Regions from separate parts of the Homo sapiens genome. Here region 2 is linked to region 1. The links are chromatin contacts, found by Hi-C or POLR2A ChIA-PET in ENCODE. All regions are on one chromosome and are shown on one strand. Each heading gives the region's core, a stretch centred on a gene start or an enhancer-like site at or near the end of the contact. The rest is flanking DNA. Distances are from core to core; before and after follow the strand shown.

The links. Hi-C counts contacts between places; a loop is a spot of excess contacts on that map. ChIA-PET counts read pairs that join two places held with the same protein, here RNA polymerase II (POLR2A). Pooled maps may share reads with other maps.
Region 2: a map of PC-9 shows a loop between it and region 1 (8-fold over the local background). The contact joins two enhancer-like sites. A Hi-C loop is called at or near these places in 1 of 168 maps with a recorded cell type or tissue (PC-9) and 1 of 50 pooled maps. POLR2A ChIA-PET finds 5 or more read pairs at or near these places in 2 of 52 experiments (A549 and OCI-LY7).

The regions. Positions count from the first base shown.
Region 1 is chr2:18,989,725-18,992,667 of GRCh38, reverse strand. The region is part of intron 3 of LINC01376 (long intergenic non-protein coding RNA 1376); the gene reads left to right. The region is part of intron 5 of LOC105373456 (a long non-coding RNA gene); the gene reads right to left. Among named protein-coding and RNA genes, the nearest start is that of LINC01376, 36 kb to the left of the region's middle. Within about 2 kb of position 1,412, at least 13 of the 41 ENCODE cell types and tissues checked have a DNase peak (open chromatin) inside an H3K27ac peak, as active enhancers do; they include PC-9, where a contact is called at or near this core.
Region 2 is chr2:19,057,627-19,060,586 of GRCh38, reverse strand. The region is part of intron 5 of LOC105373456 (a long non-coding RNA gene); the gene reads right to left. Among named protein-coding and RNA genes, the nearest start is that of LINC01376, 32 kb to the right of the region's middle. RefSeq lists enhancers at 712-1,211, 1,212-1,713. Within about 2 kb of position 1,371, at least 2 of the 41 ENCODE cell types and tissues checked have a DNase peak (open chromatin) inside an H3K27ac peak, as active enhancers do; they include PC-9, where a contact is called at or near this core.

The sequences.
Region 1 (2,943 bases), core at 163-2,662:
AGTATTATCAGAAATTTTGATAGAGGGTTAACGATTAGATTATTTTATATTTATTTTAATAAATATATCCTTAGAGGACATATTTATTTATTTTAATAACTATATCCTTAGAGGACAATATTCTATATTACAATATAACTCAATCAATAAATTTGATTATTAACTAATAATATTATGGAGTAATTAACTGGACTATCCAGAGTTTAATGTGTGCATCTGGCCATACACAAGTTCACATTTATTGCCTACCATGTGCTAGAAACAGTGCAAAGCACTTTACATATCACCTTTTTAAACCTTCCCACAAACCAGCAAGGTAGGTACCATTCACTGAAAAGAAATTGAGGCATATATCAGTTAAATATTCTTTTTTTTTTGTTTTTCCTTTAGGGGCACAGAGCTAGCAAAAGAGCCAGGAATCAACCCTTATTTTGTCTTATTCCAAATGATATAGTGTTTGTATTCTACCAAGTCAGATAAGTAGGTGGAGAAAAGACAAAGTGACAAAACACAGGAGGGACAAAGAGATTATGCCTTCATGCTTCCCTGCTCCTTGAAAATGTAGTATATGCCAAGTTTTCATTGATTCAGTGGGTAAGGCAAGGGACACTGGCCTGGTGCCAGTTCAACCACTCTTTCAGTCTCTTGTTTATTCAACAAGCTGTTCCACTGGGTCCTGGGGAAGAGGGAATTATTTGGGGTGGCAGCCCATGGCATATGTCCTGATGCAGCCCATGGCATATGTCCAAGCCCCTCCCAGTGTGACACTCTTGTGACCAGGGTCCATATGCTCATGGCACTCCCTTGGACTTGGCTATTTTTTTGTTGCCTCTGGGACTGCAGGCTAAATACTTGGCACTGAAAACATTGCCAGCAGCAGGACAGTTTGGGAGTACATCCCACATGGGCACTGAGTCAACAGTGCCAACAGGAGGAAAACATATGAGCCCGGGGAGATTTCTTAACTATCTGCCCAGTGGGGGAAATTGTTTATTTTCTACATATCTCCCAAAGAACCCATTTATGAGCTCCATTTGTGACTTCAAACAGGTAAGTTGGCAGAGACATGGCAGTGAAGATAAGATGATGACTAATTAATAGTCTTGCAACAGGTTTCAACACCCAGATCTACAACTACCATTATTTTTTTTCTTAACCACTAACATTTATTTTCAAATACAAACATGCTTCTAAGTATTTTTCTTAATACAGATAATAGTTTTATCTTGTTCCTGGCACGATTTCCTCTTCCCGATAGGGTTATAAATAGGGTATTCCATTTGGCAAGGGTCTTGTCCGTGGCATTGGAGAGACGATTCTATAGTTACTGTAACAAAACAGCACATAGTTGGCATATTTCTCCCCAAACTTTCCTAACATTTACACTGCCATCTGCATACTTTTCACTTGACTTCACTCTGAAAATTGACTGTTCCTCTGATACATACCAGAGACTTGGCTACTTGGACATTTGGAAAAAAAATAAAAGGAGCAAAACATGAAAAAGGAAGCATTCTTCCCATTTCTGATCCCAGGCATTCAATACTTGTAATAGTACAGTAGTTTGTAAGAGTGGTTTAAGGTAGCTTCCTTTAAGGTCAATTTTAATTTTAAGATTTTAGGATTCTGTGAATGAAGGGATAATTCATGAATATACTAATATCGATAACTGCTTTATTTTCCTGAGTTTATATGGCTAATTGCCTATATTCAAATATATATGTAGAAAAATGTGGGAGCAGTATGTGTGTGTAAGAAAACTCAAAAATGGGTCTTAAAAACACAATAAAGTTAAAATGGAAGATCCAGACCTAAAACCCTTTCCAAAGTTCTGCTCCCAACATTTCAAGTAAGTGTTAGATAATGCAAATTAGTTTTTAAGAGGATTAAGATGTTAGAACATAATATCTCTGGAAGTTCAAGGATTTCCATTGTTGTGAGACAAAAAATGCATAAGAATACAAATCTCCATAGTTTCGTCTTCCAGATAACCTGATAACCCCCACCAGTTGGGCTTCACTTTCTTTTCAGGTTTAAAAAAAGGAGGGGGAAGGTTTTGGTAATAGCTGCAGGAGTTATTGATGAATTGAGGATTCTCCAAAATGAGACTTTTAGAGAGATAGAATACACATAGCCCTTGCCTGAAGAACTGGATAAATCCACCCTGTCTTCATCAAACATGGTTAGCCCAGGCATCATTTGAATGAATGCGAAGGGAAAACTAACTTCTCGATGTTTTTTCTTGAAACTCTGCCTGTGCATTTGCTCATGTCATATGAGCACATAGAAGAGAAGCCAGGTCACTGAGTGAATATTGGCCCATAACACATTTTATGGAAGGCTATTTGGTGCCTAGTCACCCCCAGAATGTCTTCATATGAGGATTTACTGAGCCAAAAACAATTTAAGATTTATTTGAGAAGTCACCCAAGTGATGAGTCCATTTGTGGATACAAAGATATTAGTGATTAGAATGGTTGCATTGGAGATGAGAAGTTTCATTGCTGTTGCTGCTGTTGTTTTATTCTTTTTCTATGCTCTTATGCAAAATACTGTAGGAAAATAATTTTTTAACCAAGTTTAATGTGAGATTTTACTTGTGATTTTGATATTTTGATCCCAAGCCTTTGGGTAATCAAATACTTACAGTTGGAGAAGTCAAATTTTCTGTTTTTATTTTAACAATCGTTTTAGCTTATTGAATGAAGGAGTGGACACTGGCTAACTTTACAGAATATTTTATCCATAATTAAGAAATGAAGCTGAAATAAGAACATTGTTTCTCATGGGTTTAAAATAATACAGATAATGTATTTTAATTCCAAGTGCTTTGGAGATAAAAATTTGAGGGAGAATAAACCAGTACACACCTGCACACACACGCACACACACACACTCACACACACATTTACACACATATAGAAAAAAATACATTTTTAAGGC
Region 2 (2,960 bases), core at 122-2,621, 68 kb before region 1:
CATTCATTTACTTTAGTCTAAGACTGCTTTCATGCTACAATGGTGGATTTGCATAGTTTAGATTGACCATACAAACCATAAGTTATAGATTATTTCTTACTTGGTCCTTTACAGAAAAAGTTTGTCAACCCTCCTGGTTTAGACAATATTAATAGTAATCTTCATAAAAGTTGTTCACCTTTTCTTCCTTATCTTCTTGTTTTCTCCTGGACTAATTCCTATTCTTGTTGAAGTAATTTTCTCCAAGAGTTTCTTCAAAGAGATCCTATGTGTGGTAAACATTCTAAAAACCTTAGATGACTAAAATTATTCTTATTTAGCCCTTAGATTTAAATACTGACTTACTTGGATTTGTAATTTCAGGGTCATTTTTTTTTGAAAATATTGCTTTATTGTCTTTTTCCTTCTGCTTCACTATTGAGAAATCTGATGATTCTTATTTTTTTGGAGAGGATTCACTTTTTTCTTTTGGAAAACCTCTCTTTTTGGTTACCTGAAATTTTAGAATAAATACCTAGTTAATTTTTTCACTGTTACTTACCATGTTTAAAACTCAACAAGCTTCTTTAATCTTTTCAGATTATTTTCTGGTGCATTTATTATAAATATCAACTACTTAGATCATCTATGTCACTTATCTTCTCTTATGTTTTCTTCTTGATCTTTTTTATCCCTTCTTTATGCCTTCTGGGAAACTATTTTGATCAGCAGTTTCTGTTTTGTTATTTCTTTTACCCACTGACATTTTAATTTCAGCAATTATATTTTCATACCCCAAATATCCAAGTGGTTCTTCTACAAAATACATTGGTTTCTTTTTCATGTTTTCAGTGTCCTTGTTTATTATGCCAAAACTATTTTATTGTGTTTACTTTCAATTCTTATCATCTTTTTATTTCATTAGTACTGCTTTCCTCTGGTAGCGATTGTGCCATCATTTCTTTTATTCTGTTTGGCATTCTCATATACCTTAAATATTCCATTTTTCATTTCCTTGCTGCTATCAGATATCATGTCTACTAATAGCTAACTGGAGGAAGAGTTAAGACAATAGACCCTTGCTTGTGTTCAAGGAGATTCAAAGGGTGGGGAGCATGCCTCAGGGTGGAGACCCTCTGGTGTTGCTATCAGGGCTCAATTGTTCTCTGCCCTTTTCCCTAGGGAATCTCTCAGTACCTCTGCCCTAATCTCTTCTCTCCTACGGAGGCAGTTAAGGTGGGGTGAGAAGAGGTGGGAGCAAGTAATGAGTTGGGGCTAGCTGCCCACCTTTAGCATAGCTGTTATATCCCTACCTCAGCCAACTGGCAGCTTCAGCTCTCCTGCTTTTCCTGGCTCAGGTACATTCCTATGCCATGACAACAGCAAGGCAGAATTTGCTCCCCCCCAGGGCAATGTGAGAGAGGGAGAAACAACACAACCCAAGATCTCTCCCAATCATCTCTGCCTCTGAAAAGATTTTGTCACAGTTTTTCAGTTTGTTTTTTGAGACTGGGTCTGTGACAATCAGTAACCGTATCCTTCTGGTCTTATTTCCAGAATTGAGTTTTGAGGGAGGGTGCCAGCAGTTTCTGCCAGTTTGCCTTTTTGTTTCTCTCCATAAAAATGGTTTGGTACATTTTTAATGCAACTATTCCACTTTAGGAACTTAGTTCTGGATGAGAAAAAATAGAAATTATAGCATTTTTATTTTATTTTTCATGCCTTGATTTTTATTACAAGGTGGCAAATGCTCATCATGTTAAACATTAGAAAATAAATATTTTAGATCAGCTGAAATTCCACTAACCAAGGAAAATTGAAATTACAACTGGATGAAGTTCATATTATAATTTTTGACTCTTGGTGTTTCTGGAGAAATTCTGTCAAAAATAACAGAGGTAAAGAATTTTCATTTATCATTCTTTTGGGTTCTAGAATAATCCTTTGGCTTATCCCATGGGCCTAGAAACCAAACTAGGGTGAACTGGGAGAATATGTAGAGCAAAGATCATTTGGGTAAATTGTCAACCTTTGAAGCACACAAAACATCTCCAAATCAATCTTAACAGTAATAGCATGGAAGGCACATGTGTTCCCTGTTGGCCACAGTATCTTCAGAACACCTTTCTTTTTGTAGACAAGTCCACAGAAACTTAAGCAAATAAGAATAATAACAAAAAAATGTGGTGAGAACATCAAAAGTGGCACAGAGTGGGAGGACTCTTAGAGAATATGAGAATCAATCAGCTGCAAATCCTGTTAATATGATCCTAGTGATATATGCAATAAATATTGTTTTAACAAAAAATTATCTTTTAACAGTTTTCAAAAGGTGAGAGAGGCAGTAGAGTACATATGTGAGGTTGTTGAGGAGGGAAGATTTTGGAGCAAGAGGTTATTCTTCATCCCTCAGGACAGAAAGACAATAGATAACACCTAAATGTGAACAATACAAAAATAAAAGAAATATTATCTAGCAAAACAGTTAGTTGAGCAGTACAGCTATGAGTTGGGAAACACAGGGCATGGATCTGCTGTTTTAATAAACCTTGTGATATTGACTTTTTAAATTCATGTACATGTTTTGTTTGGATAAAAACAATTGAATAAACAAGACCAAAAATAAATAAATAAATAAATAAATAAATAGCTTAAGGTAGTGGAAGAAAATGTAAGAGAATGTTTATGGGATCTTAGAGTGCTGAAGTCTTCCTAACAGAAAGGCAAATTATTTGTAAGACTTCCCTGACTGCCCTGTTTATAGTAAATCCTGTCCAGTTTGTCACATATGTAGCAATTTTATTTATGGTGCTCTGAAAATGAAGCTATTTTTTACTTTTAAGTTCTCATATCTATTACCTGAATATAAAATATGCTCAAATGGCATAAAGGGAAAATGGAAAACACACATACAAAACACACTGAAATGTAAATAAAAAACTGTGTTAATAACCAGATAAAAATCGAATGAAACCATGGAT